Regions from separate parts of the Homo sapiens genome. Here region 1 is linked to region 2. Evidence: chromatin loops called from intact Hi-C (ENCODE). Cell type or tissue: Calu3. All regions are shown on one strand. Each heading gives the region's core, and the rest is flanking DNA. Links, peaks and the distances in the headings are about the cores only. Region 1 overlaps TMEM178B (transmembrane protein 178B). Region 2 holds the start of TMEM178B (transmembrane protein 178B).

Region 1 (15,511 bases), core at 4,394-12,393, 90 kb after region 2:
AAGTAGCTGGGACCACAGGCGCACACCACCATATCTAATTATTGTATTTTTAGTAGAGATGGTGGGGATCTCACCATATTGGCCAGGCTGGCCTTGAACTGCTGACCTCAAGTGATCCACCTGCCTCAGCCTCCCAAAGTGCTAGGATTACAGGTGTGAGCCACTGCACCTCGCCCAGCTGTTGATTTTTTCAGCTCAGGTTAGGAAAGGAGAAAACAGGTTGGTTTTCTTGCTGTTGCCCAAACTTGGCCAATCTGTGGAGGACTCATAGGACACAGTGTTAGGCGGGTCCAGGGCTGAAAACAGGGGACAGGTGTGGGCAGCAAGAATCAGGATACTGTGATTTTAGGCAGAAGATTTAGACAGAGAAGTAGTTTGTAGAGATCACATTAGGCACATGTGAGTCGGGTACTCATCATACAGGGATGCAGCCCATGGGGCTCTTGCTGCCAAGGATCTGGGTAGGAGCTCTTTTTTCCTTGCTAATTCTGTTTTTCCCTCTCTGAGTATCCCTGTCTGTGGGGATGGCTCTTCTTAATTTTAGGGCAGGCCATGACTCCCTGATGGGGGCATAGCACCCCATGGTCTAAATACACCCACCATGATTTCAAGCTCTCAGCAGTTTAACAGCTGGCACACAAAATGAAGCTTTTGGTTCTGAGCTGTTGGCACAGGCTGGCTCCAGCACATCATCAGCAGTGCCCTCACCCTTCCAGTGGTGCTTGGCTTCCACGTCTGATGGAAGGGGTATGTGTGCTCAGCCATCCTGGGGTCAGGCTAGCATCTGAGGTGCCAGTAGCCCTGGCAACCTGCTGGCTCTTCAAGGAGGTCTCAGTTTCTTCCCAGGCAGGGCCATTTTCTTTTGTTATTCAATCTCTGCCCAGACTTGGGGCATGAGTCCTGGCATCAGGCATCTTAACAAATAAGGGGTCGGGCGTGGTGGCTCACATCTGTAATCCTAGCACTTTGGGAAGCTGAGGCGGGTGGATCACCTGAGGTCAGGAATTCGAGACCAGCCTGGCCAAGATGGTGAAAACCCGTTGTTACTAAAAATAGAAAAAATAGCTGGGCATGGTGGTGGGCACCTGTAATCTCAACTACTTGAGAGGCTGAGGCAGGAGAATCGCTTGAACCCAGGAGGCGGAGGCTGCAGTGAGCCGAGATCGTACCACTGCACTCCAGCCTGGGCGATAGGGTGAGACTCCATCTCAAACAACCAAAAAAACCCCAAAACAAATATGGAGTGACCCATTTTCAGTGACTCCCTTAGACACTTGAGCTTATTTTGTATTTCTAGCATGATTCTGCAAATCTCACTCATAGTACTGATTGCTCTGCCAATAACCAGCTCTGTAACTGGGGGAAGATCAATTACCTTCCTTGTGCCTCAGTGTCCTTCTGTGTAAAATGATGGCTTTGGAACTGGATCTCTGAGGTCTTTTCCAGCCCTACTATGCCATGATTATAAGAATTTTTAAATGACAGCAGTATTTATAGGCAATGATATTACTAAGGCAGTGTTGAGGCTGACTTGAAATCTGTGTGAAGCAGAGAACATGCAAAGTCCCTTGGGAAAAAAGCGGTTATTTTTGAGTACCATAGAGCCTAGTAATAAAACACAGATTCAAAAATGAAAAACGTCAGCCACATTTCTTAGGTACAAAAGATGGACACCTTGAAAGATGATGGGGTTAATGGATTCAGCTCTGATGCTCCCAGTGACTTCAGCAGAAGAAGAAAGGGCCTCCTGGGAAATCAACAGGAACTTGTTTAGACGGATCAACTCTAAATTATGGAGGGATTATCCAGGTTAAATCTTGCTTTCATGCTTTTTGACTGCATCTATTCTGCGTAATTACTTACTTGGTTGGCATCTCAGATTTCCTCTCTTTTCTTGCAGCCTGCAGGGAATTCCTTTGATGAGATAGGGTGGGATGGTGAAAAAGCTGTGGATTAGAAATCAGGAGACCCAATTTCTAACTGGTTGTAAGGCTCTAGCAGATCATTTCTCCAGCCTGGGTTTCAGATGCATCTGTTGATAAATGAGGGATTTGGGGTAGGTCAGTGGTTTGTAACCAGGGGATGTTTCAGAATGCTGCTGATCTAAGCTGGGCTGGCCTCCCAGCTATAGTTGGGGCTCAGGTCTTCTCCACCCAGCTCCCAGCTTTCAGTTTTCTGGGGCCAGCAGACGACCCTGAGTATATCCTTCTCTTAGCAGTGGTGAAAGTGGAAACACGCAGTACTTCTGGAGGCCTGGGGGAGCTGAGGCTCACTGTCCCTTCTGCCCTCTTCCCACTGGCCAAGACAAGTCACATCGCCAATCTGGACAGACCTGGGACGGGGATGGATGCTCTGCCTCTCTTGGTGCAAACTACCAAGTCTCATGGTGATTTTGAGGACAGGAAAGGGTGAAGAATTGGGACAGTTGGTGCAGTCTACTGGAGAGGACCACACCCTTCCTCCTCTCATGCTGGAGTCCTAGGAGAGGAGCTTCCTCATTTTATAGAACAGCTTTAAGGCAAGAAGCATAGCAAAGCAAAACAGATCCTCTCTTTCCTACTCCTGCGCGCGTGCACACACACACACACGCACACACACACGCACACCAGCCAACCAACAAGCAAACAAATGAAACTCAAAGCACCCAGGGACAATAACAGAACAACAACAACAACAACAACAACACGGAGAGAGGAGGTCTGGGTCCAAGAGAGTAACAGCTGCTTCCTCATCTCTCTCAGCAGCCCGACCCCAGGTCCTGTCGCTGGCAGTCTTACTCAAAAAAACTTTTAGTTGTAACTAAGCCCAACTTGCACATCTGTGAAATGGGGATGATAACCCCAATCTCACTCCTCGCAGGTGACTGTGAGTTCCGAGCGAGGTAACAGTGATGACGCTTCCGGCGTGATGCCTGGCACATCATGGTGATAAGATGTTAGTTTCTCCTTCTTGCTCCTCTCTGAGATCCTCATTTCCTCACAGCTGAGTGTCATCTTAGCCTCCTGGAGGCCCTTCCACCCTGCTTCCTGTGTCCTGCTCACTGGCTCTACTGTTCCCCGCCTCTGTGCCTCTAATGAACCACTCTCCCCTGCCTGGTGCATCTTTTCCTCTCCTCTCTGCCCAAATTGGGTTTTTCCTTGTAGGCCAGCACGAGTCCCACTCTCTTTTGCTAACAGACATCAGTCTGCAACAGTCTCTTTCTCTTTACCATGTGGTATTTAAGCTTGTGTGGCCTCAGATTGCCAATTTTTTGTTTTTTGAGATGGAGTCTCACTCTGTTGCCCAGGCTGGAGTGCAGTGGCGCAATCTCGGCTCACTGCAGCCTCCATCTCCCGGGTTCAAGCGATTCTCTTGCCTCAGCCCCCCAAGTAGACAGGATTACAGCCATGCACCACCATGCCCGGCTAATTTTTGTATTTTTAATAGAGACAGGGTTTCGTCATGTTGGTCAGGCTGCTCTCGAACTCCTGACCTCAAGTGATCCACTTGCCTCAGCCTCCCAAAATGCTGGGATTACAGGCATGAGCCACCATGCTTGGCCCCTCAGGTTGCCAATTGATGTCTGTCCTGAAAGTTCTTCAAGAGCAAGATCCGTGTCTGATCAATGTCTGTATCCCTTATATCCGGATGTTGCTAAGAACACAATAGGTGCTTAGTAAATATTTGTTGAATGTTTAAAGACCAATCTCAGCCTCCCCAAAGCCATCCTTTATCTATAAATGTGGCAAGGACAAGAAGACCAGCAGGAAGAACAAGACTCCCAGGGACTTGAGAAGAGGCCGAACCTGTGGACAGGGTCACTCTCTGCCTGGAGCCCAGCTGGGGATGCCTAGATCTCACGCTGTCCTCTGAGCACTGGGATCTGCTGACAAGTGTGGATGGCTGATTGGCCAATTCTCAGGCCTCTGCTTGGAGATGCGGTCTGACTTCCTGCCAGCCTGCATGCCGAAAGAACAAGCCTGCATGCTTCAGTAATGTCTTGGTCCTGTGGGTGACCTCTTGATGAGTCACTTTCTGTTCTTGAGGAGGCAGACAGGGAGCCTGAGAGAATGAAGGTTAAATGGAAATTTAGGATTGTAAAAAAATTAGAGATGGAGAGGACAAGGGAAATGAGGAAGAGGTTGGGCAGGGCTTTGATACCTTTTGTGAACTATTTAAAGATATTTATATCCCTTGCTTTTCTCTGATTTTGTGAATGATGTCACCATGCATCCAGGGACTCAGCCATCTTCAGCGGCCCCTTCCCAACCTCTCCTGCCTGCACCCCTGTTCTATCCCCATCTGATGGTTGCTTACATCTCCTCATCTCCTCTTTCTTCCCTCTTCTCTTTCCAGGGCCTCATGATGACCTTCTAGCTGCAGTAGTCTCCCTGCAGTCACTCTTGCTCCCACAATCTATCCTATGTGTTACCAAGCCAGAGGGATGGTTTAAAAATCCAAATAAAATCATGTTACTCACCTGCTCAAAACTGTCAAATGACCTCCAGTTTCACTTAGTTTAAAATCCCAGCTCCTCGCTCTGGAAAACAGTATGGTAGCTCCCCCAAAAATTAAATATAGAACTACTGTATGATCCAGCAATTCTACTTCTGGGCATACACCCCCCAGAATTGAAAGCAGGGTCTTGAAGAGATGTTTGTACACCCATGTTCATAAATGCATTATTCACAGTAGCCAAAAGGCGGAAGCAACCCACGTGTTCACCGACAGACAAATGGATAAACAAAATGTGGCATATTCATAGAGTGGAATATTATTCCATCTCAGAAACGAGGGAAATTCTGACGCACGCTACAACACGGATGAACCTGGAGGACATCATGCCAAGCGAAGTAAGCCAGACACAGTAAGACAAATACTGTAGGATTTCACTTATATGAGATAGAATATTCTTTCTACTTAGAATGGACAAATTCATAGAGACAGAAGGTAGAAGGGTGGTCGTCAGGGGGTTGGGGGATGGAGGAATGGGGAGTTGTTTAATGGGTGTGAAATTTCAGTTTGCATAATGAAAATAATCCTGGAGTTTGGCTGTGCAACAACATGAATGAACTGAACACTACCGAGCTGTTAAAATGGCTAAGGTGGTGAATTTTAAAAAAATTGTTCAATAATGGGGAAGCATTGTTTATTTTATATATATATATAATTTTAATATATAATATATATAATTTAGATATGTAATATATAATCAATATATAATATATATATATAATTTCAATTGTTTTTGGGGAAGAGGTGGTGTTTGGTTACGCGGATGTTATTTAGTGGTGATTTCTGAAATTTTGCTGCACCCATCACCCGAGCAGTGTACGCTGTACCCAATGTGTTGCCTTTTATCCCTCACCCCACTCCCACCCCTTTCCCTGAGTCCTCAAAGGCCACTGTATCCTTCTTATGTGAGGTGATGAATTTCAAGCTGTCTATATCTTACCTTCTAACTCACCAGCCTCCCATGCTGGGCCCTGGTACACAGTGATACCCCGGCACCAGCTTCACTTCTCCTTGAAGGCTCCGAGCTCACTGGCTTTTGCTGTCCCACTGGCCTGAGCATCTCCTCCCAGAAGAGACTTGGTTTGGCAGGTCACTGCCTCCTCCTTGCCCCTCCTTCCCTCTGCCACATCCCCACCTATCTTGGCCTTGCTAGTGTCGTCATTCTCTAGGATGGATCACGTTGCTCTCTGCCTCCCTAACCTGCTGTCTGACTGTGCCTTGGTGGCCAGAAGAGTGCTTGCCACATGACACATGCTCCATAACTGCTTGTTAAGTGGTGTTTTCTGAGGCCTGTGTTTGAGTGACTATTGAGAGCGGGCACATGGGGCATATGTTCTGCACCGTTTTCCTTATGGTGGGTCTGAGTCACCTGGAACCAGCCATGATCTCTGGTACACTGAGCTTGTGCTCAGTGATGGGAACTGGTCGGATGTGGGATTAACACAATTAATTGGCCTGCATAGAGATTCAATTATTAACCTTAAATTCAACACATTTTTATTGGATTTCTTTTTCTTTGTTTTTTTGAGACGGAGTTTTGCTCTTGTTGCCCAGGACGGAGTGCAATAGTGCGATCTTGGCTCACTGCAACTTCCACCTCCCAGGTTCAAGTGATTCTTCTGCCTCAGCCTCCTGAGTAGCTGGGATTACAGGCATGCACCACCATGCCTGGCTAATTTTGTATTTTTAGTAGAGATGGGGTTTCACCACGTTGGTCAGGCTGGTCTTGAACTCCTGACCTCGTGATCCGCCCACCTTGGCCTCCCAAAGTGCTGGGATTACAGGCACGAACCACTGCGCCCGGCCTGGATTTCTTTTATGCTCAAAGCATGAAGGAAGGGGAAGAGAGATGTAAGGATGAATGGGACACAGGACCTGTCTCGAAGAGCTTCTGTCTGACAAGATTGGGATGAGAGTGGCCAGGGCTATGGTGGATGACGAGGTGGTGAGTGGTCTGAGGGAGCCACAGAGGGAGGGGATTTTACTCTGAGCCACGGGGCTGCAGAAAGGCTCGACGGGAAGGCTCTGCTGGAGGTGAGCTGGGAAAGGCAGAGGATTCTAATAAGTGGGAGGAGGCCTAGACGGTGACCCAGGAGCGAAGCCAGAGCCTTTGTGGGTCTGTTGTGTGGCCATTATTCTGTCATGCTGGGAGAATCAATGGCTTCTTAGCAGAAGAGTGACGAGATCAAAGCTGAGTTTTATGAAGGTCATTTGTGACCATGCGCAGGAAGGCCTGGGTGGGTTGAGGGACTGGCAGCAGTGGTCCCCCAGATCCAGAGGCTCTTCCAGGGGAACAGGTGGGAGGCAGTGCGGGCCTGGGCGTGGGTGCCTGGGAAGAGGGTGAGAGACACTTCTGAGGTGGGCTGGACAGAACTTGACAACTGTGTGTGTGTCTGTATAGGTGAGAGAGTGGGTGGTGTGTGTGACAGTGTGTGTGTTTGTGTGTGAAGAGTGTGTATGAGAGTTTGTGAGGGTGGTGAGTGTGTGAGAGAAGCAGAGTGTGTGGCATGTGAGTGTGCAGCTGTGTGGTATATGAGTGCAGCAGTGTGGTCTGAGTGTGCAAGAGCATGTGAGAATGTGTGTGTTTGTGTGAGGATTTGTGAGAGAGCATGAGAGTGTGTGTGTCTGTGTGCACTTGCAGGCAGAAAGGGAGGCATCCTTCCCAGCGCTGAGCAGCCAGCACTCCCTTGCCAGGAGCTAATTTTCCAGATGCCCCACAGTCAGGTGCCAATAACCGCCTTTCTCCACCTGCAGGGCTTGGCCAGCTCCCCTAGGATTCCCCGTTTCCCCACAGGAACTGCAGAGAAGCCTAGAACAAAACAAGAAGCCATCTCTGATTTGGAGGCTGACGCGTGACGCCTTGCGCCCTGCAGCTCCTGCTGGCTGTTGTCCTGCTCTTTCTCTCCAGCCACTTGCCTCTCACCTTGTTCCGCTCATGTTTTACATCCCTCAGCTGTCCCTGGGCTCTGTGGCCTGACCGTCCTTTGACCCCCTGTCTGCTCATTGCTGGCATGCGATACACCCTGGGCTTTGCTGGTTCCGGATGCTGCCCACACCCAGGGCTGACACCTGAACAATGTTTACATAGAGCAAGTTGAAGCTTAATAAGTAATTGTGGAATGTTTGAAAAATAAGCAAAATGGGCCCAACTAAATACATTTGCCTTTTAGCACTACTGCCTATGGGAATAAAAGCAATATTCATCCCATTATAGGATGTTGACATCTAATTTAGTTTCTTACCAATGCATAGTTAGGAAAGAATCTCAGTCCCATGGTACCAACACTAGCATTTTATTTCATTAATCAAAATAGGCATGTTGGATTGAATTTAGGCACAGCAAAAGATGGGGTCTGGTATAAATGGTTTTTAAATCATGATTTCAAGAGGTGGTATTGTGTAGATAACTCAGCATTTGAATGTGCTTTTATGGGAGTGAAGAATAAAGCTCCAGAGAGTGTGTAGGCAGATTTCCTGATCCATTTGTGGGCAAAGGATTGATTGTGCATGTGGTGCCAAGCGTGCATGTGGATCCCTCACTTCACTAGCAAACCAGATCCATTTCCTGTAGAACGTTTTATGGCATATGCATATAGCCAGTGCTTGCCAAAAATAGATTCCCTTCAAAGTTGAGGTTTTAAAGCAGTGTATCAGCTAGCTTTTGCTGTGTAACAACCAACCACAAAGCCTCCGTGGCTTACAATGAACATTATTTCTCCAGTGTCTTCAGGGTGCAATAGATCTGTTCTGTTCTCTGCTGTATGGTTCTGCTTCTTGGCTGGACTCATTCATGCATCTCTAGGTTGATGAGAGCCTGCCTGAGGTGCCTTAGCTAGGGCGGTTCTTCATGTACTTATCCCCCTACCAGAACCAGCAAGCTAGCCAAAGCATGTAATTCTCATGATAATGGTGGAAGCCGCACAAGTATGGAAATATGTAGGCCTTCTGGAAGCCTAGGCTTGGAACTGGCATACTGTCACTCTCACCATATGATATTGACCAAAACAAGTTATGTGGCTGAGCTCAGATTCAGGGGGCAGGGATAACGACTCTACTTCATTGGTGAGAGAAACTGTGATGTTTCATAGCAAAGAGAAGGGTGAAGAATTGGGATCATTAATGCAGTCTACCACAGATTGGTATTCTCTATTTAGCAAACAGCAATTTTTTTTTTTTTTTTTTGAGACGGTGTCTTGTTCTGTGGCCCAGGCTGGTGTGCAGTGGTGCAATCCTGGCTCACTGCAACCTCTGCCTTTCAGGTTCAAGGTGGTTCCTCATGCCTCAGTCTGCCGAGTAGCTGGGATTACAGGTGAGCGCCATCAAGCCTGGCTAATTTTTGTATTTTTAGTAGAGGTGGGGTTTCACCATGTGGCCAGGCTGGCTTTGAACTTCTGACCTCAAGTGGTGTGCCTGCCTCAACCTCCCAAAGTGCTGAGATTACAGGGTGAGCCACCATGCCTGGCCAGCAAACAGCATATTTTAAGCAGATTTAGTGAAGAATGCAAAGGTATAGATATTTGAAATAATCATTTATACATAGATAGTGAACACTGAATGATTTTTTTAGTGTTGTGAAATTACTGATTATTAGAATTACAAGGAAACCATGGGAAATCAAATCCCAGCTAATCCTTTAATTTTACAGACTAAGACATTTGTAACTCAGATTGGGGAAGTGACTTTCCCTGGGTTTTTAGGTTATTAGTGACCGTAACTACTGAAACCTTATTTTTTTCTGAATATAATACTCTTTGATAGATACAATAGTACACATTTTCCTTTGTACAACACCCTTTTAATGAAAACCAAGTAAATATAACAAATGCATCATTTTTAATATGTGAGTCTTTGGTTCCTGAAACTCAAAATGTGAAATTCACAAAATTATAATTTGCAGACGTATTGCTGTGGTCAGTAATCTATTCCGAAATGTAAAATTTCAGAATGTTATCATTAGAGTGAGATAGGCGAGTCAGTGTGACAATCAGAAAAAACCTGCATTGCAGTATTTTACCCTGACTTTTATGGGTGCAATTATATTAATGCTGCAATGCTGGTTTTTGGAATTCTCACCAACCAGTGAGACCCAGTGGAGGAAGCTGGACTGGGACAGGACTTGGGTTTCTGTGTTTGCTTTGTTGCCGGTGATGGGACCTGGGCACATGTTTCAGCTCTTTGGTTCTGTTACTCATGTGAAAAATGACAATTTGGACTAGATGGAATTTAAGACCAAGTCCAAGGCTAAGATTCTAATTTTTATATCAGTGATAGAAATTGCACAGGTTTTCATTCTATTGCTGTTATTAACAAGGATTAGGTTTGGCTGCATTTGACAGGAAACCCCCAAATAAGTGGCTTATAGAAGTTACAGGTGATTTCTCTTTTTCATAAGAAAAAGAGGTTTGCAACTAGGAGTTCAGGGCTGATAAGAGGGCAATGAGTGTCGTCATTAGGGATCTAGGCCTCCATCTTTCTGCTCTGTTATCCTCAGGACATGACTTCTATCCTCAAGGTGACTTCAGGGTCACCTCATGGATCAATAGGGCTGCTGGGGTTCCAGCATCACCATCATTTAACAGGTAAGCAATAGGAAGAAATGGGAAGGGTAGCACTTGCCTCTTCCTTTTTGAAAGACATTTTATTTTGAAATAATTTTAGATTAATAGAAAATTTACAAAAATAGTACAGAGAGTTTCCGTGTATCCTTCCTTTAACTTTCCCTAATGTTAACATCTTACAAAACCATGGTACAGCTTTCAAAATGCAGAAATTAACATTGGTACAATATTATCAACCTGATAATATTATTTATTAGAATTTTGCTTATTTTTATACTAATGTCCTTTTTGGCTCCAGGATCCAATCCTGGATCCCACGTTGCATGTAATCATTATATCTTCTTAGTCTCCTTCAACCTGTGATATTTTCTCCATCTTTTCTTGTTTTTCACAATCTTGATAGTTTTTAAGAGTATTGGTCAGGCATTGCATAGAAAGCTCTTCAACTTGAGTTTCTCTGATGTTATCTCACGGAATAGTCTGGGTTATTAGGTTTTGGGGAGAATTTCACAGAAGTGAAGCCCCCTTTCATTGCATCATATCAAAGTCCATGATATCAGCATGCCTTACTACTGGCAATGGTAACCTTGACCACTTGGTTAAGGTGGTGATTGCCAGGTTTCTCCACTGTCTAGTTATTTTATTTCCCTTTCCAGACCCTCTTGGTTAGAAGCAAGTCTCTCAGTTCAGCTCACACTCAAGGAAGGAACATTCAGCTCCACCTCCTGGAACCCCCTCCTTTCAAAGGCATGTTCCTGGAAGTTCAACACAAAACTTCTGCTTTTACAGCTGGAATTTAGTGTAGTGTAATGAGTGGTGAAGAGCTTTGACTGGGGTCAGGCCGCTTGAGTTGAAATCTCAGCTGTGGCACTCATTAACAGTATGAATTGGGAAAATTACTTAACTTCTCTGGGATGTTTGCCCTGTAAAAATGGGATAATCACTGTGTCTCTCATAGGGTTTTTGTGAGATTAAGTGACTTTATGTACAGAAAGGTGCTTAGCATTGTGCACGGCACATAGTGAGGGACTGTCCTTGTTAGCCACGGGCATTGTTACATGGCCCCACTTAGCTATGAGACAGCCGTGGAAATGTAGTCTTTATTTGTTTCTTTCCAGGAAGCGACAAGCCTAGCTAGCTAAAAATTGGGGTGCTGTTCCTGAGGAAGAAAAAGCAGGCTGGATAGTCAAAGACAACCAGCAGCATTTGCCACAATTGCTGTACTCAGACTCTGGGCCAGTAGACCTATAGTAGGTGGGACCCAGATGAAACCTTCTTCCCAATTATGAAGTTCCCCTTGTGCAGGATCCACAGTGCTCTCTAAGGGGCCATTTTGGGCTCTAGGAGAGTGAGAAACACAGACTGCAACCAGACAGGTGCTAAGAGGTCATCAGGAAGTAAGGGTCCTGCTGGATTTATTTGATCATTGGGAACAGTCAACTTTCCTCTGTGTCGGAATCCCAATGGAGGAATCCTTTTGAGTAGTTCACACCAGCGTGAGCTGGTGGAAGCAGCAGTGCATCCATGTTAGTGTTTGATATGTTTGCTTTCCCCAGAACATATTTAGTCTTCATAAAGGGAAGGTAGCTCCTTTGGAAACTGCCATAAGAGATGGGGTGGGCTAGAAAGCTTTGCAAAGATCAGAGCCACCTTCTAGTATCTACTGACAAGAGGGGATAGGAAGAAACATTCCTGGGGATGTGGAGGGCTGCTACCCAGGAGACCCACAGGAACGTCCCAGAACCTGCCCTAACCTTGTCTTTCATGTATCAGGTGCTCCTTTTTAGGACAAAGAGTGGCACCAGGAACCAAGAACTTGATCACTGCCAAGTCTTGCCTTTGGGTTTTTAGTTTTGAAAGATGAATGAGAAAAGACCAAGGACAGCTTCTCCTGCAGATGTGAGCTAAACACTGTGATCATGGCTGGAGTGCAGTGTGCCCTTTCTGGCTATTGCTTTTCCTCCTGAAGTTTGATACCCACAGATTCCTCTTAACAAGCATTCATTCCCCTTTCTTGTCCTTGTATGGGTGACTTGGAACAGACGGTTTCCTCTCAGTCTCATGTTAACTCTGCCAGATTCGTATCTATCACTTAATATTATGTTTGGAAAATGACAATGTTAAAGATCATAGCCAGTAGCTTCTTGTGTGGCCTATAGCTAGTCATTTAACTTCTCTGGGCTCCAGTCTTCTCATCTTTAAAATGAGGGTGTTGACCTATGTGATCTAAGGTCCCTTGCAGCAGAAGCTGCTCTGGGCTCTTTGCTTTGCTCTGAGGACACATGGAACTAGTCTCCTGACACATTATCTAGAGTTGCCCGTGAGTACTACATCTTGTCCTTCAATGCAGGACTTAAGAAATCGCCTCTTCGCCCATGCGTCTGTTACCCCAAATGCCCCTCACTGTCATTTGTCTCTCTGTATGACTGCAAGCAGATCCAATATAGGACACTCTGTCTTGCGTATCTCAGCATCCTGGGGCCCTCAGTAGCAAGTTGGCATGAGGTAGTCACTGTGAGTGTGCGCGAATCGTGTTGCCCTCCTGCCAGTTCGTTGCTCCTCATTCCCATCAGGTTCTATTAGGAATGACAACTCTGAAGTGGATTTGTGCCTTTAATCACGTCACCGTGTACAAAGGGCCTGGATCTATGTCACTGACATCCCTCGCTCTTTTTCGTCCCTTTGATCACAGCCCATGTCTGATGTGCCCTCTCACAAAGGGCTTCCCTTCAATCCCTTAAAATTTTGTCAAATGCTCAGGCCTGTGCTGTCCTCAAATGCATAATTAGTGAATGTAGGGCAGCTCTCTTCCTGATTCTGAGGCTGCTCTACCCTTTTAAGGCCCTGTAAAGGAATGCAGCCCTGGACAGGGCCGGTGTGCCCTGGTGGCTCCTCCCAAGGCCAATTTGCCAGCAATCTGAGAAGCCTACCCGTTGTGCCCCAGGGAAGCAGCTTTTTCCTGCTGCTCTGAACACAGACCAGCATCCCACCTTATATTTGCCCCTACATTTTTGTAAAAATCTCATAATCATTTGGCTTCCTTTCACGCTTTCATGCACTCACTTAGCTCCAACATTTATTGTGAATTTGCTGCAGCCAGACTCTTCTATAGATAGCACTTTCAAGTTTATGCATCTTTTTCAGGCACATTTTCTTAACATGTTTGATTTTCATGACATCCCTGCGAGATGGCCAGGGCAGAGACCGGGAATCTGAGTCCCATAGTGTTTAAGTGACTTGCTTGAGCTGGTGGAGATGGATCACCTACCTAGCTGGGTTGTCTCTCTTTTCTAATCCAAAGATCTCTGATATTTCATGCCTTTGACTTGGTGTAATTTGGTTGGCTCGTGGCTTCAAGTCATTCTTCTGGTGACCTTCAATTTAATGCAAACTTCATGGCATCTCCTTCCAGAGACACATCCTGCCTTGGAGAAGGTCTCTAGGCCTTGGAGAATGGGAACCAAGGCTATTCTGTTCTTGTGCACTTGGCATTGGGGATTGTAATTTGTGGAACTACATCAAAGGGGCAAACTGAGAAATTTTTAAATCCAGCACTCTCTTCCCCAGATTTTGCTCTGATTTCCTCTTTCAAAAGATGATTCTGCCTGTAATCCTAGCACTTTGGGAGGCTGAGGTGGGTGGAACACTTGAGGTCAGGAGTTTGAGACGAGCCTGGCCAACATGGTGAAATCCCATCTCTACTAAAAATACAAATTACCTGGGTGTGGTGGCGAGCACCTCTAATCCCAGCTACTTGGGAGGCTGAGGCAGGAGAATCGCTTGAGCCCGGGAGGTGGAGGTTGCAGTGAGCTGAGATCATGCCACAGCACTCCAGCCTGGGCGACAGAGGGAGACTCTGTCCCCCAAAAAAAAAGAAAAAAAAGAAGATGATTCCTCCTGGATATTTTCTTTTTGTTTCATTTTGTTTCTTTTTAATTTTTATCGGGACATAATAATTGTATGTATTTATGGGATACATGTGATATTTTGATACAAGCATACAATGTGTAATGATCAAATCAGAGCAATTGGGATACCCATTACCTCAAACATTTCTCATTTCTTTGTGTTGGAAACATTCCAAATCCATTCCTCTGATCTCCTCTTTTAAAAATTAGTTCTTCCTGAATATTTTATGTGTTTAAATTTAACTTTTATTTTAAGTTCAGGGGTACATGTTTGTTATATAGGTAAACTTGTGTCATGGGGGTTGGTTGTACAGATTATTTTATCACTCGGGTATTGAGCCTAGTACCCATTAGTTATTTTTCCTGATCCTCTCCCTCCTTTCACCCTCCACCATCCGATAGGCCCCAGTGTGTTGTTCACCTCTATGTGTCCATGTATTCTCATCACTTAGCTCCTGCTTATAAGTGAGAACATGTGGTATTTGGTTTTCTGTTCCTGTTTTAGTTTGCTAAGGATGATGGCCTCCAGCTCCACCCATGTTCCTGCAAAGGACATAATATCATTCTTTTTTATGGCTGCATAGTATTCCATGGTGCATATGTGCCACATTTTCTTTATCTGGTCTACCACTGATGAGTGTTTAGGTTGATTCCATGTCCTTGCTATTGTGAATCACTATTCACAATGAATGTACGTGTGCATGTATTTTTATAATAGAACATTCATCTGGCTAATATCTAGACACCTGGCTCTTGGGGTAATCAAGGCTCTGACAGGCTCTGCAAAGAATCATCCACATGCTTGCTTGTAGCATTTCCTCAGTATTTATGGAGAAAATAATCACTTGCAGAAAACTCTGGGGATACAAAGGTGAAAAAGACACTTGTCCTGGCCTCAAAAGGCTCACAGAGATTATTGGAGCTATTAGAAACCTTAGAGATTCTAGCACAATTTTCCACGTTTTGATTTTCAGACTTTTATATTATATGCCAATAATGTTTAGCAATATTTGTGCAACTCTGGATTAAAGAAAGATAAAAAATTCACCACAATCTTCTTGGTCAAATCAAACTGTTTTCAATAGTGTATGTTCCCTTCCACTGTTTGTTCACATGAATACATAATTTCTTTTGCATAAATTAAGATTTTTCTTCAATCTTATGCAAATATTTTTCCATATTGCTACATAAATACAATCAAGTGTGTATTTCACATTCTTTGGCTTTCCATTACTATTGGATACTTAGATTTCTACATTTTTGCCATGATACAGCTGCAATAAACATTATTTGGGTATAACTTTAAAATTCTTTGGGTTCTCTCCTTAGCCTAAGTTTTCTCAAGTGTGATTACTGGGTCAAAGACTGGGCATTTTCATGGTTTCTGGTAAGTATTTTCATATTGTTATTCATATGTTTGTATTAATTTATTCTGTCACCAAAGTGTGAGTTAATTTTCTTGATCTGAATAGTCCCTGGATAGAGTCCCTTCCATTTATAATGAGTAATTTTTGGAATTCTTACAGGACCCCCAAAATAGGTATAATCCGT
Region 2 (15,511 bases), core at 3,454-11,453:
ATCAGAGACTAGGATTGCAACCCCTGCCTTTTTTTGTTTTCCATTGGCTTGGTAGATCTTCCTCCATCCTTTTATTTTGAGCCTATGTGTGTCTCTGCACGTGAGATGGGTTTCCTGAATACAGCACACTGATGGGTCTTGACTCTTTATCCAACTTGCCAGTCTGTGTCTTTTAATTGCAGAATTTAGTCCATTTATATTTAAAGTTAATATTGTTATGTGTGAATTTGATCCTGTCATTATGATGTTAGCTGGTGATTTTGCTCATTAGTTGATGCAGTTTCTTCCTAGTCTCGATGGTCTTTACATTTTGGCATGATTTTGCAGCGGCTGGTACCGGTTGTTCCTTTCCATGTTTAGCGCTTCCTTCAGGAGCTCTTTTAGGGCAGGCCTGGTGGTGACAAAATCTCTCAGCATTTGCTTCTCTATAAAGTATTTTATTTCTCCTTCACTTATGAAGCTTAGTTTGGCTGGATATGAAATTCTGGGTTGAAAATTCTTTTCTTTAAGAATGTTGAATATTGGCCCCCACTCTCTTCTGGCTTGTAGGGTTTCTGCCGAGAGAACTGCTGTTAGTCTGATGGGCTTTCCTTTGAGGGTAACCCGACCTTTCTCTCTGGCTGCCCTTAACATTTTTTCCTTCATTTCAACTTTGGTGAATCTGACAATTATGTGTCTTGGAGTTGCTCTTCTTGAGGAGTATCTTTGTGGCATTCTCTCTATTTCCTGAATCTGAACGTTGGCCTGCCTTGCTAGATTGGGGAAGTTCTCCTGGATAATATCCTGCAGAGTGTTTTCCAACTTGGTTCCATTCTCCACATCACTTTCAGGTACACCAATCAGACGTAGATTTGGTCTTTTCACATAGTCCCATATTTCTTGGAGGCTTTGCTCATTTCTTTTTATTCTTTTTTCTCTAAACTTCCCTTCTCGCTTCATTTCATTCATTTCATCTTCCATTGCTGATACCCTTTCTTCCAGTTGATCGCATCGGCTCCTGAGGCTTCTGCATTCTTCACGTAGTTCTCGAGCCTTGGTTTTCAGCTCCATCAGCTCCTTTAAGCACTTCTCTGTATTGGTTATTCTAGTTATACATTCTTCTAAATTTTTTTCAAAGTTTTCAACTTCTTTGCCTTTGGTTTGAATGTCCTCCCGTAGCTCAGAGTAATTTGATCGTCTGAAGCCTTCTTCTCTCAGCTCGTCAAAATCATTCTCCATCCAGTTTTGTTCCATTGCTGGTGAGGAACTGCGTTCCTTTGGAGGAGGAGAGGCGCTCTGCTTTTTAGAGTTTCCAGTTTTTCTGTTCTGTTTTTTCCCCATCTTTGTGGTTTTATCTACTTTTGGTCTTTGATGATGGTGATGTACAGATGGGTTTTCGGTGTAGATGTCCTTTCTGGTTGTTAGTTTTCCTTCTAACAGACAGGACCCTCAGGTGCAGGTCTGTTGGAATACCCTGCCGTGTGAGGTGTCAGTGTGCCCCTGCTGGGGGGTGCCTCCCAGTTAGGCTGCTCGGGGGTCAGGGGTCAGGGACCCACTTGAGGAGGCAGTCTGCGCGTTCTCAGATCTCCAGCTGCGTGCTGGGAGAACCACTGCTCTCTTCAAAGCTGTCAGACAGGGACACTTAAGTCTGCAGAGGTTACTGCTGTTTTTTTGTTTGTCTGTGCCCTGCCCCCAGAGGTGGAGCCTACGGAGGCAGGCAGGCCTCCTTGAGCTGTGGTGGGCTCCACCCAGTTCGAGCTTCCCGGCTGCTTTGTTTACCTAAGCAAGCCTGGGCAATGGCGGGCGCCCCTCCCCCAGCCTCGTTGCCGCCTTGCAGTTTGATCTCAGACTGCTGTGCTAGCAATCAGCGAGATTCCGTGGGCGTAGGACCCTCTGAGCCAGGTGTGGGATATAGTCTCGTGGTGCGCCGTTTCTTAAGCCGGTCTGAAAAGCGCAATATTCGGGTGGGAGTGACCCGATTTTCCAGGTGCGTCCGTCACCCCTTTCTTTGACTCGGAAAGGGAACTCCCTGACCCCTTGCGCTTCCCAGGTGAGGCAATGCCTCGCCCTGCTTCGGCTCACGCACGGTGCGCGCACACACTGGCCTGCGCCCACTGTCTGGCACTCCCTAGTGAGATGAACCCGGTACCTCAGATGGAAATGCAGAAATCACCCGTCTTCTGCGTCGCTCACGCTGGGAGCTGTAGACCAGAGCTGTTCCTATTCGGCCATCTTGGCTCCTCCACCCGAGGGTGTTTCTTTGAGAGTGAGGAAGTCATCGTTAGAGGCTAGGCTGAAGCCCTGGGCAGGGTCTTATAGAGATGTAAAAGGTCTGAACTTTAAGGTACAGACAAAGTGAAACTACTGCAGAATTTTATTTTATTTTATTTTTAAGACAGACTCTCATTCTGTCACCCAGGCTGGAGTACAGCAGCATGATCTCCGCTCACTGCAGTCTCTACCTCCTGGATTCAAGTGATTCTCGTGCCTCAGCCTCCCGAATAGCTGGGATTGCAGGCCTGCACCACCATGCCTGGCTTATTTTTGTATTTTTAGCAGAGATGGGGTTTTGCCATGTTGGCCAGGCTGGTCTCGAACTCCCAGACTCAAGTGATCTGCCCTCCTTGGCCTCCCAAAGCTGGGATTCCAGGCGTGAGCCACTGTGCCCAACCCTACTACAGGATTTTAAAGGATAACTGTGGAATTTAAGAAGATTAATATGGTGGTGGGGTGGAGGAAGATGAGGAAGAAGAGAAGGAAGGTAGTTAAACTAATATGACTCTCTAAAGCTGACTTTTTTTTTTTTTTTTTGATACTGAGTCTCACTCTGTCACCCAGGTTGGAGTGCAGTGGTGTGATCTTGGCTCACTGCAACCTCTACCTCTTGGGTTCAAGTGATTCTCCTGCCTCAGCCTCCCAAGTAGCTGGGATAACAGGCACCTGCCACCATGCCTGGCTAATTTTTGTATTTTTAGTAGAGATGGGGTTTCACCATGTTGGCCAGGCTGGTTTCAAACTCCTGACCTCAAGTGATACCCTGCCTCGACCTCCCAAAGTGCTGGGATTACAGCCATGAGCCACCCTGCCCAGTCTTAAAACTGAGATTTAGAAAGAAGATCTGCATGAGAAAAGAAAGATACCTGTTTGCCCATAAATACTAGCATGTCATTGACCTGGGAACTGTGTCAGGAGGGCTAGAGCTCAAAATAACTTTTGGGTTACAAATAATGTCCAAATTGTGCAAAGTTAATTACGAAAAAAGAAATAAGAATATGTAGGGAAACTTTGCTCTAGACAAATGGTGTATTTTTTTTTTTTTTTTTTTTTTTGAGGCAGGGTCTCTCACTCTGTTTTCCAGGCTGCAGTACAGTGGTGCCATCATGGCTCACCACAGCTACGACCTCCCAGGCTCAAGTGATCCTCCTACCTCAGCCTCCTGAGTAGCTGGGACCACAGGTGCATGCCGCCACACCCAGCTTTGTAGACATAGGATCCCACTATGTTGCCCAGGCTTGTCCAAACTCCTGGGCTCAAGCAATCCTCCCATTTTGGTCTCCCAAAGTGCTGTGATTAGAGGTGTGAGCCACTGCACCTGGCCAAATTGTGTAATATTAATATTGATATGTGGCAGAGAGAAAGAACATCTCATCAACTTGTTTTGCTTTCAATTGACAATGTCAAAGAGAGATTTTCAGGCCGAAGGTGTGGTATAGCGTAGAACAATATGGTAACTGAAGGCAGTTCAGAAGGGGTGAAGAAATTGGAGGAAAACATCTGTCTGCTCCAGGTGAACTGTGTTCCAGGAAATGGAGAGAACTTTGAATGATGTCTCAACCTTTGTCGGTGACTTTAGAGAGAGCTTGTAGAATGTTAATATTGCTTTAAAAAAGGGAGTGGGTGGGTGTGAACAAATGAAACGCCAAATTTGAAAAATGCAGATTTCACAAATCACAGATCAATGACCTTAATGCCATTTTGGAGCAAGATTCTAGGAATGGCTTAAGAAGGGGATGACTTATGGGCTCCCAGAAGAGGAAGTGAGGATCATTAGAACTCCACAAAGGATATATAAGAACTCCACATATAAGAACATGACAGACTTACCAAATTTTCTTCATAGGTTTACATGACTTCTAGATGAAGGAGGTATTAGCTAAAAGGAACACTAACAACCAGAAAGTATCAGAAACCAGAGAAGAGCAAGCACAAGAATGAACAAGGGGTATTTAGTCTGGAGGAAAGAAGATGTAGGAAGAACATGATGACTGATGTCAAGGGCAAGAAGGACCACTAAATGGAAGACAAATCAGGCCTCATTGTGGGCCTCTAGAAAGCAAAAACAAAAGCCAATGAGTATAATTATACAGACTTAGGAGAAAGCTCAGTATAGGGAAGAACTGTGTAGCTACTTTCACTGTCTGAAGTGGAGTGGGCCGCTTGCAGACAAAGTGATTCCCCCATCACTTCAAGTGTGCAAGCAGAAGCTGGTCATTCACTCTTTGGAAAATGTTGTAAAAGAGATTCATGCATTATTACATGTGTGTTTGACTCTAGACTCTTCTGATTTTGAGATCCTATGATCTGGGATGGTGTTGGTGCAAATGGGAAGAAATAGGTTGGAAACCCAAAGATGGTGATGCTATAGCTAGCAGAGTGGAAGGAATCGGAAGCAGGCAGCAGGAAGAAACTTAGATCACCCAATTAAGAAAAGATAGTCATGCAACCGTCTTAGCCCCGAGGACCAGGATCATCCCATAATAATATAGGGCTGCCCAAGGTAATTGCACTTCAAAGGAGGCCATGAATCAATAACTTTATAGGATTTTTGGGATTTCATCAAGGACAAACATTTCAAAATAGAATTTTAATGATGTTCAGTAAAGAGGAGGATAGTGTACCATTTGGGTTCCCACTGCAAGCAGGGCCCGAAATACAGGACTGCTGAGGACCTTGGGGAGTGGGCCAGGCACATCCTTGGAAGCAGGCCTCAGGTACAGGCCAGGAGAAACTAGATGGGTGGCACAATGGAAGAGGAAGGAAAGATAAGGACAAAATAAACAGGTACATTTACTAGGAATGAACAACTGCCTGGACTGCCAGTGGTCTCAGGGGCACCCCCTTCGGCCGGGTTTAAGAAGAGAGGAAAGCTGGAAACCAGGAGACTGGGGCTTGAAGGCCCCCTGTGCCCTGATTTCGCGAGTGACCTTGTAGATGTCATTTCACCCCTTTTCTACCTCCCTGTTATCAAATGCAGGCAGCTTGTTAGCCTAAAAGTGCTCTCGACTTTAGTGAAGAAGATAACTTTAGAAATTTAAGACGTTGTCTGCATGAGTGCAAAGTGTTTGCGCTTATTTGTTTCTCTATTTTCAAGGTTGGGGGAGGGTGCACTGGTTAAGGGGGGTGGGTAGAAAGGAAGATTAGAAGACACTGGGGCCAAAGTCACTTGACTCCATCTCGACATCCTAGGGCAGCCAGAGGGCAGAGATCTGGCCAAGGGCGCATGCCTGCAGTCCCTCGACCAGCCGGGCACCCGAGAATCCAGCGGGCCTCCTCAGGCTCTGCTGTCCCTTGGGCAAATCCCATTGCAGAATCCAGGGGTGAAAAGCGAAAGCGAGGCACGCCCCTCCCCCACTAGATGGCACTGAAACGCCTCGTTCGCGCTTTTCAAAATGCAGGAAGGGCGGGGGAGAGAGAGAGAGAGAGAGAGGGAAAAAAAAAAAGACAAAAAGAATATGGTGGAGGTGCGCTCATTTTGGCTCACAAGCCCCGTTGTGCAAAGCAGGGTGTCAGAGACTCTCTTTTTCCCCAGGGCAACTCTTTACCCGGCAATGCCGGACCTCGACTTTGGGGTGAGGGTGAAAACGAGGGGTGAGCATTAGAGTGAAAAACCCAGCGTTTGATGCCGGGAGGGAGGGTCCCAGCCTTTGCGGCGCCGTCTCACGTGAGCAGAGCAGGGGGGCTGAAGTTGGGATGAAGCGGGGCTTGCCTGGGGCCCACCCGCTCAAGGTCTGGGGTCCGGCGCTACCTCCCAGAGCCCCTGCAGAGCCTAAATCCAGCGGCCACCCTTACAAAATGACAAACCCTGCATCGAGGTTTCTTTTAACCCCACCTTCCCTCAACGCTCGAGCTCTCCAGCGTTTTCAAAATATCTACTAACGGACCACCCCCCATCCACCATTAAATTTCTCTCGTCTTGAGTCGATCAGCCAAATTTCTTCTTTCTGTTCCTGCCGAGGAGGGAGGGCAGGTGGAGGTGGGTGTGTGTCGGGGTGCCTGGCTCTGGCTTGGGACTGGACTGGGGCTGGCCGGATAACTCCGCAGCCGCTCTCAGCTCAGTCCTAGGTGGAAACGCCTGTAGCTTGCAAGGTAGCGCCTGTGGCTTTCTGGGGAAAAAAAGATCAAATGCCTCCCAAGACACCAGCGACCCAAACCGGGGATGCAGGGAGCTCGCTTGGCCCCTTTGAAGGCCGACTCCGCAATAAGCAGTTTTTCCTTTAAATAACCGTAGTGGATTTGAGAGAATTTTCCATGGCTGAAAAGAGAAACAGGAGCTGTAGGCAACATCCCTAAATTTATAATAATGCATGTAAACATGCTACATACCACATATATGTATATGTGCATAAATATGGATGTGGTTGGGCACATACCTATCTAGACACCATTGACTTGCCTGGTCAAAGAATAAGACTTAGACATTTCGTGCCTGGGAAATGGTGCAGTTTATCTTTAAGGAGACTAGAAAAATAAGAGATGAGGCTCACGTTGCACGGATGACATCACTAGCTTTTGGCTGCGCGCTCGGTGTTCTCGTCTGTGGGTTTTAGCCAAGGCTGCAGCTACCCGCGCCGGACGAGAGAGCGCGGCAGCAGCTTCCTCCGGCGCCCGCACCCGGGCAATGCGATTTCCCCAGTCCCCTGGGCGCAGCCTGGGCTCTCGCGCCTCCCGGGCACCAGCCGAGCCTGCGAGGCCTCGGAGCCGCCGCGGCTAGAGGAGGAGGCGACGAGGGGAAGCCGAGTGACCCAGCCTCCCTCCCCCACCCTCTCCCCATTCATCTCGGCGACCACCGCGCGCCGGGAGCCGGATCGTGGGACGCCGAGGCCAGGACGGGATTCTCTGCACGCTGTCGAGTGAGCCGGCATCTCGGCGCCCGGGTGGGCTGCGAAGAAAATGGTGCAATCTGAGAGCGACTGAGCCCAGCTGGGCAGAGCAGACGGGGTGCCAGAGTGCCAAGGGCTCAGGTGCCTGGAGAAAGGGGCGGATTGTTTGGAGGGGCCGGGACCGGGGTTTTCTTCGGTGCCTGCGGCATTTTCTTTGCACCTGGGCGGCAGGCTCCCGGGGCTCCCGGGTGCCAGATGAAGTGAGGCGGAGGCGTCGCGGGAGAGCCGGGTCCGGAGGCGGTCGGGTGGACACTCCAGGCAGAAGACGGCGCTGGGAAGAGCTGCGTGACGCTCGGGGGCTGGCGGCTGGGCCGGCAGCGCGCCGTGGCGGCGTGACCTGTCCATGGTGTTGAAGGCGCGGTGGGCCGAGCCCCTAGCGCCGCGCGCAGTGAGCGCTGCCTGGTGCACCCTCCGCCGCGCAGCCCGCCCCTCGCGTCCGCCAGCAGCCGCCCAGTCTCCGCAGATCCCAGGCCGGGTCTCGTCCGGTAACGCCGCCCGGGTGAACACGCTGTCGGCCCGAGGGGCCGCCTGAATGGCGATGCCAGAGGCAGGGCACCGGGGAGCTCGCGGGGAAAGGTCGGCCGAGAGCGTGCGTCCGCGGGGAGTGCGCCTCTGAGCGCAGCACGCGGGTCAGAAGGAGCAACCGACCTGCTGGTGACCAGAGAACGGAGATTTTAAGAGGACCCGACCCAAAGAGGAAGAACATTTCTGGGTGCGCGCCCCAGGTCTTTGCTTGCAGACGGGGAGGGGGAGAGGCTCTGAGCCAGAGACCCAGGAGGGACTCCGAGAAGCCGGCCCCAGCACCTGGAGGTTTCTTTCGCCCGCCGGCCGCATCCGGGGCGTTCTACTTCACCCGGTGGTCCAGTGGCGCCTCCTGACAGCACCCCCCGTCCCCCTCAGAGAGACAGGCGAGTTCTGTCCCGTCACCATCCTGCACAAAGAAGCCCCACCGCAGCCGAGGACACTTGGCATTTAGTTTCCGGCCCGAGGGCAGCGGCGCCCGAAGCCGGGCTGGGAGCCGAGGCGGCTGCTTCGGGGCAGTCGCTTCCTGCGGGGCGGGGAGGGGGCGGGAGGCGGCCGCGCTGGGTTCGCCGCCGCCGGAGGCTGCACCTGCCTCAGAGGATGCCCAGGAGCCCGCGGGAGCCTCTCCGGATCAGAACTTTTTAGGCCGCCCGCCCCCATCCCCGCAGTCCCCGGGCCGTGCTCCGGTAGGCGGGGGCCGAGGGGGCGCCGCGGCGCGAGTCCCTCTCCTGCCCCCTCCCCCAGCTCGGCCGCCCGCCGCTTTGTTCCGGGTGCGGCGAGGGAAGGCGAGGCTGCGGCGGATCATGCCCATGGTGTAGCCGCCAAGCGGAGGCATGGCTGCCGGAAGGTTACTGCTCTACACTGGCCTCTCGCTAGCGCTCTGCGCCCTCGGCATGCTGGCCGTGGCCATCTGCTCGGACCACTGGTACGAGACGGACGCCAGGAAGCACAGGGACAGGTGCAAGGCCTTCAACACCCGCCGGGTCGACCCCGGCTTCATTTACAACAATAACAACAACTTGCCGCTCCGGGCGAGCCGCTCGCGCCTGGACCGCTGGGAGGGCAAACTCCTCCGGGCCCGGAATCGCCGGCAGCTGTTCGCCATGAGCCCCGCGGACGAGTGCAGCCGGCAGTACAACTCCACCAACATGGGCCTCTGGAGGAAGTGCCACCGGCAGGGCTTCGACCCCGAGATCGCCGCCCTCATTCGGAAAGGTAAGCGCCGGGCGCAAGGCGTGGCGCTGCGGAGAGCCCGGCGCCTTTAGGCCCCGCAGCCCCTCGCGTCTCCTTCCCAGGCCACAGGCTATCAGGTCTCTGGGTTCCAGGCGGTCCGGTTATCCAGGCCTGGCTGAGCCTCGGGGCCAGGACTTGCCTCCCAATAGCTGTTAATGAAGCTTGGTGCAGGCTTAACTCTCTCCCCTGCCTCTCCTTTCGCGCGTCTCTGTCGGGATTCGAGTGGAACCTCATGGTCCAGGGTTCTTATCCAGGATAATGCTTCATCAGCCTCTGAGAAGAAGGGAATCTGGAACGTTGTTTGTGCTCTTAAAGGAAGCCCTTTAGGAGTCATGTGTCAGGGGTAGACAGGTTCCTAATTTTTGTTGAACTGATTTAATCAAGGAAAATTGGGGGAAACATTTCACAGAGAAGGCCTTATTCATACCAGAAACGTTTGCTGAGCGCTATACTATACCAGATATGGTGTAGGCACTGGTCATATAAACATCAATAAATCACAGCCCCTGTCCTGTAAGCAGCTCCAAGCCAGCTGACCAGCAGCATCATATCACAATTCTTTATGTCTCCTTCTGAAACAGTGGTTGACTGTAGTGACTTCTGTGCATCGAATATCAACAAGGTCTAATAAGTAAAAAAAAAATAGTTCTTTCAGTAACATCAAAGTGGGCATGTCAGAGAAAAAAAATAAGATTTTCAGAAAATGTATATAAAAATTCCCAAAGTGTATGTCAAAACACAAAACAAGCTGCATTTGCTAATGATAAAAATTTATTTGATACTTTAATATGATCACATTACTTAAAAAATTCTGCTTATCGGATGGAATTTGTAAACCTTGTATGATTTATACTTTGGGAACCATCCTGTTGTCAACCCACTGGAATATTGTTTGAATGTGTATTAAAACTGCTCTGAAGAAAGGAATATGTTCTCTTCTATGGTAGCTACATCCTAGGAAGATGTGCAGATTTTATGAGTCTGGTTTTTTTCCCCTTGTGTTTCATTCTCTTTAACTATTAAATGGTGATGTCAAGGTGACAAAGATACTATTATTTGCAAAGTTTTTAAGGCCAAGATATAAAAGCAGTTCTTAGTGTCTCATTATAATGCTGTGAGGTTTGCTGCTGTATTAAAATAATATTTATGAGAACTGATGTTCTTTGATGGATACAAGTGTGCAATTGATCAGAAAAAATTGTTAATTTGCAAAAAAGTCAAGTGTTTAAGAATGACAAGCAGTGGGTCTGGTCTAGGTGGCCAGGTCAGATTTAGGTGAGGTGGCTTCAGAGACAGAATCTATCTGTTTGTTTTATAGCTTCTTTAGAATGACTAGGGATTTTAGCTGATTTTGTTATTGGTGTGTTAATACAACCAATATCCCATTTGCTTCACAATTGGGTTCTTATTGGAACAAGGTGACCCATTTGGAGCACTACCACTTTGTAAAGATGTACAGAATATTAGGGGAGTCCAGAAGAGACCAACTTGGGTTTGGCTGCCAAGGCAGGAAAACAAGAGGGCCTAGAATAGTTTTTGACAATGAGTGACCTTATAACAGTTTTGAGATTCTCAGATTTATAAAGTGTTATTTTATCCATGATTTTCTGCTTTCTTTAAAATTGAAATGAGAGGAAGTTAGCTGAAATGTGAGGGAGAATTCATGTTAATAATGAACAGCAAACACTGGGAGAATTTGTTGAAGGATATTCTTACTTTTCCTTCCTTGAATGCCTTCTAGAATAAGAGAGGTATCCCTTCTTGTGTTGGTTAACCCCACTTAGAGAAAGGGGGATGGAATTCATGGTTTCTGGCGGTTCCATTCAGAGCTTTGATTCCCTGTTGCTCTGCTTGGCAGTCTGACTAGAAAGGTTGACTTGGTCTGTGCACTGGAGGGGTTGGTTGCCATAGTGACATGTTCTTCCGGTGAAGCTGGAAACAGAGACAGGGAAAGGGATAGGGGAAGAATGTACAACATTTTGATTTTGTATCGACTGATTTTTAATTGCAGCAACAGAAAATGGACATGGCACAGCAGGGGTATTGAATACACTGATACCTAGAGTTGGCAGGGCATTGTATTTCACTTGAACTAATGGAAATGGTGTTCCCCATCGCCCAAAATACAGCAATCACTGTCAGCGGCAAGCACCCGCTTACCATGGCTGTTTCTGTCCATTTGACATTCTTGTTAGGTATTATTGAGATAGATGACATGCCAGCCTTACAAATCTTGAGAGAGTTAAGGTCACTATCTTCATTTTTAACCTCAACACACACTCTTTGAAAACCAGATCTTCCTTTTCTGAGCAGCAATAGACACATTTTGGAAATAAGTGCATGTTATATTAGTAGAATTCACAAGCAATTCCAATAACATATAGAACACAATTTTTACACTTAGTGTTCCTCTTAGATGGGCAGATTTTATAAGGAAGTTAAAAAGAGAAACTGATATCCCTATATTTAAATGAGACATTTTAGAAAAAGATGTTTATCTCACATTATTCATTAGAAACCGCAAAAGAGATCTCAGACCTCTGTCTTCTTTGAAATATCTACTTTGATTAAAATTCTGGAAGATATGTAATGGGCAAGGGAAAAAGAAAACCAGAGAAAAGACTTTAAAATCCGTTAATATATAGGAAAATTAGAGACTTATCTAAATGATCTAAAGAACTTAGTTATTTGTTAAATCGATGTTCATTACATTAGAAAGTGCTATTTGTGCATTTCAACATAAAACCACATAATTAATAAGAAAACGAACATCAAATCTATGTCTGATTTGAAGGTAAAGTCCTCTGGATTCATATTCATTCTGAAATCCATTCCCCTCCAGGACCTTCTGCCATGCTGTACCCACACGTATGCATTTCTCATCACTGTGTATTCATTTGTTTGCATTATTAAACTGTAAGTTCCTAGAGGTCAGGAAAGACCATCATTTGTTAAATACATTCACCAGATGCTTGGTATTTGGGAAATATTTCATACAAATTAGGTTCACAGAAATGTATCCATCCAAGCTTATTCTAATTATAGAAACACTTGTGTGAGAATTTAAGTAAAAAATTAGAAAATCGTGATGGGAAAATATGAAACAGTGTGGCTGTCAGGCCAGGTCAATATTGCAACAAATGCTACATAATCTATGAAGGGACGATTTCTTGAGCTTTGCCAAAGAATAAGGAAAACAGACAATTCTGTTTTGGATAACATGTCACTAAGCAGACACATATCACTTGTGGACATTATTTTTTATGATGGATAAGGTTTTAATTATTTCCTTCTTGGGGGTAAGATTGGATATAGGGTACAGCAAGGGTAGATTACCCTGAATTCCCATTTGTTGGCATCCATGACAAGTCTTAAATCAGGTCCTTTTGTCTTCTTGCTTTTAAATCTCATCCATGTCTCCCTAGTAAGTGACTGCAGGCACTGGGGACAGATCAGTGACAAGATCAGTTTCTGAAATCCAAGAGACTTCCAGACCCTTAGGAGGAGGAGTTATAGGTAGGATTTTGTTCTAGGGAACTCTAAGGGGAAAATTATATTATTTGGTTTGTACTAAAATATTATATTGATATAGTTTGAAATAAGTAGAACTTCAACTGATACTCTAAGAACTTTTTATTATTTGAAAATTGGCCTTATAATAGACTTTGACTTAAAGAGTTCCCATAATCACAGAGTGGTTGTCAATACTCCAAAAGTAATTTTAAGAAAACATTCACATATTTAAAAATTAATAATGGGATCAGCAAATATTTACTACACATGTATTGTGTTATGGGCACACATCGCTAGGATGAAGAAATGCATAAGATCTGGTCCTCAGAATTTGCATAGTCTGTTAGTGTCAGAGAAAATAGGTTACAACTACAGGATGATGAGAGCAGCAACAGAAACAGATGCAGAGGAACACAGAGAAAGTGATGGTGGATTGTGTCGGCAGTAGCGGGAGGTAGGCAGGAGGAGGTTAGGGAAAGTTGTCCTGAGGAAATGAAATCTGAACAAGATGTTTGATAAGGTTTGGAGGTGGATGTGGAGGAAGGATATTTCAGGCAATGGGCCAGCATATGCACAGCCATAGAGGTGTGGAACAGCAGTTTGGCCTTGTGAGTGTTGATTTCTGGGGCAAGGAGAAGGAGCAGACCAGGAGCTGGAGAGCAGCCATGGACCAAGTCAGGGAGCTCGTATATCAAATCCCCTACAGCTATGCTGCCCAGTTGGGGAGCCACAACCCACATGTGGCTGTTCAAGTTAACAATAACCAAAGTTAAATAAAATAGGCTGGGCACAGTGGTTCACGCCTGTAATCCCAGCACTTTGGGAGGCCGAGGCAGGTGAATCACTTGAGTTCAGGAGTTCGAGACCAGCCTCGCCAACATGGTGAAAACCCATCTCTAGTAAAAATACAAAAATTAGCTGGGCATGGTGGTGTGTGTCTGTAATGCCAGCTACTCAGGAGGCTGAGGCAGGAGAATCGCTTGAACCTAGGAGGTAGAGGTTGCGGTGATCTGGTATCATGCCGTTGCACTCCAGCCTGGGTGACAGAGCGAGACTCTGTCTCAAAAAACAAACAAACAAAAATTATTTCCGTAGTTGTATTGGCCACATTTCAAATGTTCAGTAGCCGTATGTGCCTACTGGCTATTGTATGGGACAGTGCAGATTACAGTGAACATTCCCACCATCGGAGAAAATTCTGTTGGACAGCGCCACGCAGAGCCTATAGCCTCTAAAAGAACCAAGCACATAACTTTGTTTCAGATGAGTATAATTCCATGATAACTTGGGTTTAAATTTAAGTATATCATTCTACACTTTAAGAAACTGCTACTTGAATATATTGGGCAGAAGGCTTTAGTTCATGGTCAATTATAGTAAATTTATATTTTAATTTTCTATCATCAACTCACAGAATTCTCACAAGCTTCTCCCTTCTTCCCTCCTGCCCTCTCCATCTCCATTAAACATCACTTGCAAAGTTGGTGGGGTGGGAAAGAGATTAATGATAATTATAGCCAATCTTGATGACAGGTCTCTCCTAAAAGTTTTATATGTATTAGCTAATTTATTGTTCATAATAACCCTAGGAAGTATAAGTATTATTTTAAATTCTCATCCTAAATTTGAGGGAACTGAGGCACAGAAAGGTCAGATAACTTGTGAATTCTCACAGTTAGTTAGGAAACAAAGGTGTCAGAATTTGAATTCTGGCTCTGGATGTGGGAACTCACCCACCACACTCTACCATCATCTTAGAATCTATCGGGGCAGGAGTGAGGTGGAGAAGAAACTGGGATATTGATTCCACAAATTGAGAATAAAAAGGAAATAATACTCTTGGAATCTCAATTCTAAATTGAAGTAATGAGAGTGGCTCACACACCCTGTTTTGAAGCTCACTGACCAAAGTGCATACACATTTTGTCATATAACTTTTGCTTATTTACTTCGCTTGCTGTGGTAGATGCTGAAATTATAGACATGAAGGACACATTCATTCATTCAACAAGTATTTATTGAGGGCCTTTGGGCTGTGCATCAGGTACAGTGTTGGACCAAATGGAGAAGCTTACATTCCAGAGGGGAGAGACGGACAATAAATAAATACTCCACGGCTGGGCACGGTGGCGCACGCCTGTAATCCCAGAATTTTGGGAGGCTGAGGAGGGCGGATTACGAGGTCAAGAGATTGAGACCATCCTGGCCAACATGGTTGAAACCCTGTGTCTACAGAAAATACAAAAATTAGCTGGGTGTGGTGGCGCATGCCTGTAATCCCAGCTACTCGAGAGGCTGAGGCAGGAGAATGGCTTGAATCCAGGAAGCGGAGGTTGCAGTGAGCCGAGATCGTGCTACTGCACCCCAGCCTGGGTGATAGAGCGAGACTCCATCTGAAGAAAAATAGTCATAGAGTAAAAATAATATCTAATATATGAATCGTGTAATATAGCACAGGGTAATGGGCACCATGAAGGTCTGCCCTTACGAAGCGCAAAGGGGAAGAATGACAAGTAAGGCAAAAATGAAATGCAGTCATGTGCCCTGTAACATTTTGGTTAAAGACAGACTGCAGTGGTCTCATAAGGTTATCATGGAGCTGAAAAATTCTTATGGCCTAGTGACATCATAGATGTCACAGTGCAGCAACCCATTACTCCTGTGTTTGGGTTGAGGCTGGTGTAAACAAAGCTACTGCACTGCCGGCGGTATAGAAGTCTAGCACAAACAATTATGTACAGTATGTAATACTTGATAATAAAATGACTGTTACTGGTTTATATATTTACTATGCTATACTTCTAATCATTGTTTTAGAGTGTACTCCTTCTGCTTATAAAAAAAAGTTAACTGTAAAACAGCCCCAGGTGGGTCCTTCAGGAGGTATTCCAGAAGAAGGCATTGTTATCAGGAGGTGACAGCTCCATGTGCACCATTGCCCCTGAAGACTTTCCAGTGGGCTAAAATGTGGAGGTGGAAGACAGCGAGATTGATGATCCCAACCCTCTGCAGGCTTAGGCTAATGTGTGTGTGTGTGTGTCTTAGTTTTTAACAAAAACGTTTCAAAAGTTGAAAAATAAAAAATTTTATAAACAGAAAAAAGC

What was found. Hi-C counts contacts between places; a loop is a spot of excess contacts. Peaks named below come from ENCODE experiments on the same cell type or tissue, not always from the same donor. Only the 100,000 strongest peaks of a DNase experiment are listed, where the experiment ranks them.
Region 1: a loop joins it to region 2, with 2.9 times the contacts of the local background. A loop is called at or near these places in 2 of 110 quality-filtered maps.

What each region holds. Positions count from the first base shown.
Region 1 is chr7:141,154,855-141,170,365 of GRCh38, forward strand. The region is part of intron 1 of TMEM178B (transmembrane protein 178B); the gene reads left to right. Among named protein-coding and RNA genes, the nearest start is that of TMEM178B, 89 kb to the left of the region's middle. RefSeq lists an enhancer at 3,477-4,676. In Calu3, for the core only: no CTCF peak of the experiment used is centred there; a DNase peak (open chromatin) is centred at 7,477.
Region 2 is chr7:141,065,817-141,081,327 of GRCh38, forward strand. TMEM178B (transmembrane protein 178B) reads left to right here and starts at 8,248. Exons shown (of 4, transcript NM_001195278.2): 1 at 8,248-8,876. The coding sequence starts at 8,495. It overlaps LOC105375537 (a long non-coding RNA gene), which reads left to right. Exons shown (of 3, transcript XR_928053.4): 3 at 4,100-4,475. RefSeq lists an enhancer at 1,303-1,897. In Calu3, for the core only: no CTCF peak of the experiment used is centred there; DNase peaks (open chromatin) are centred at 5,585, 6,865, 7,505, 8,825 and 1 weaker place.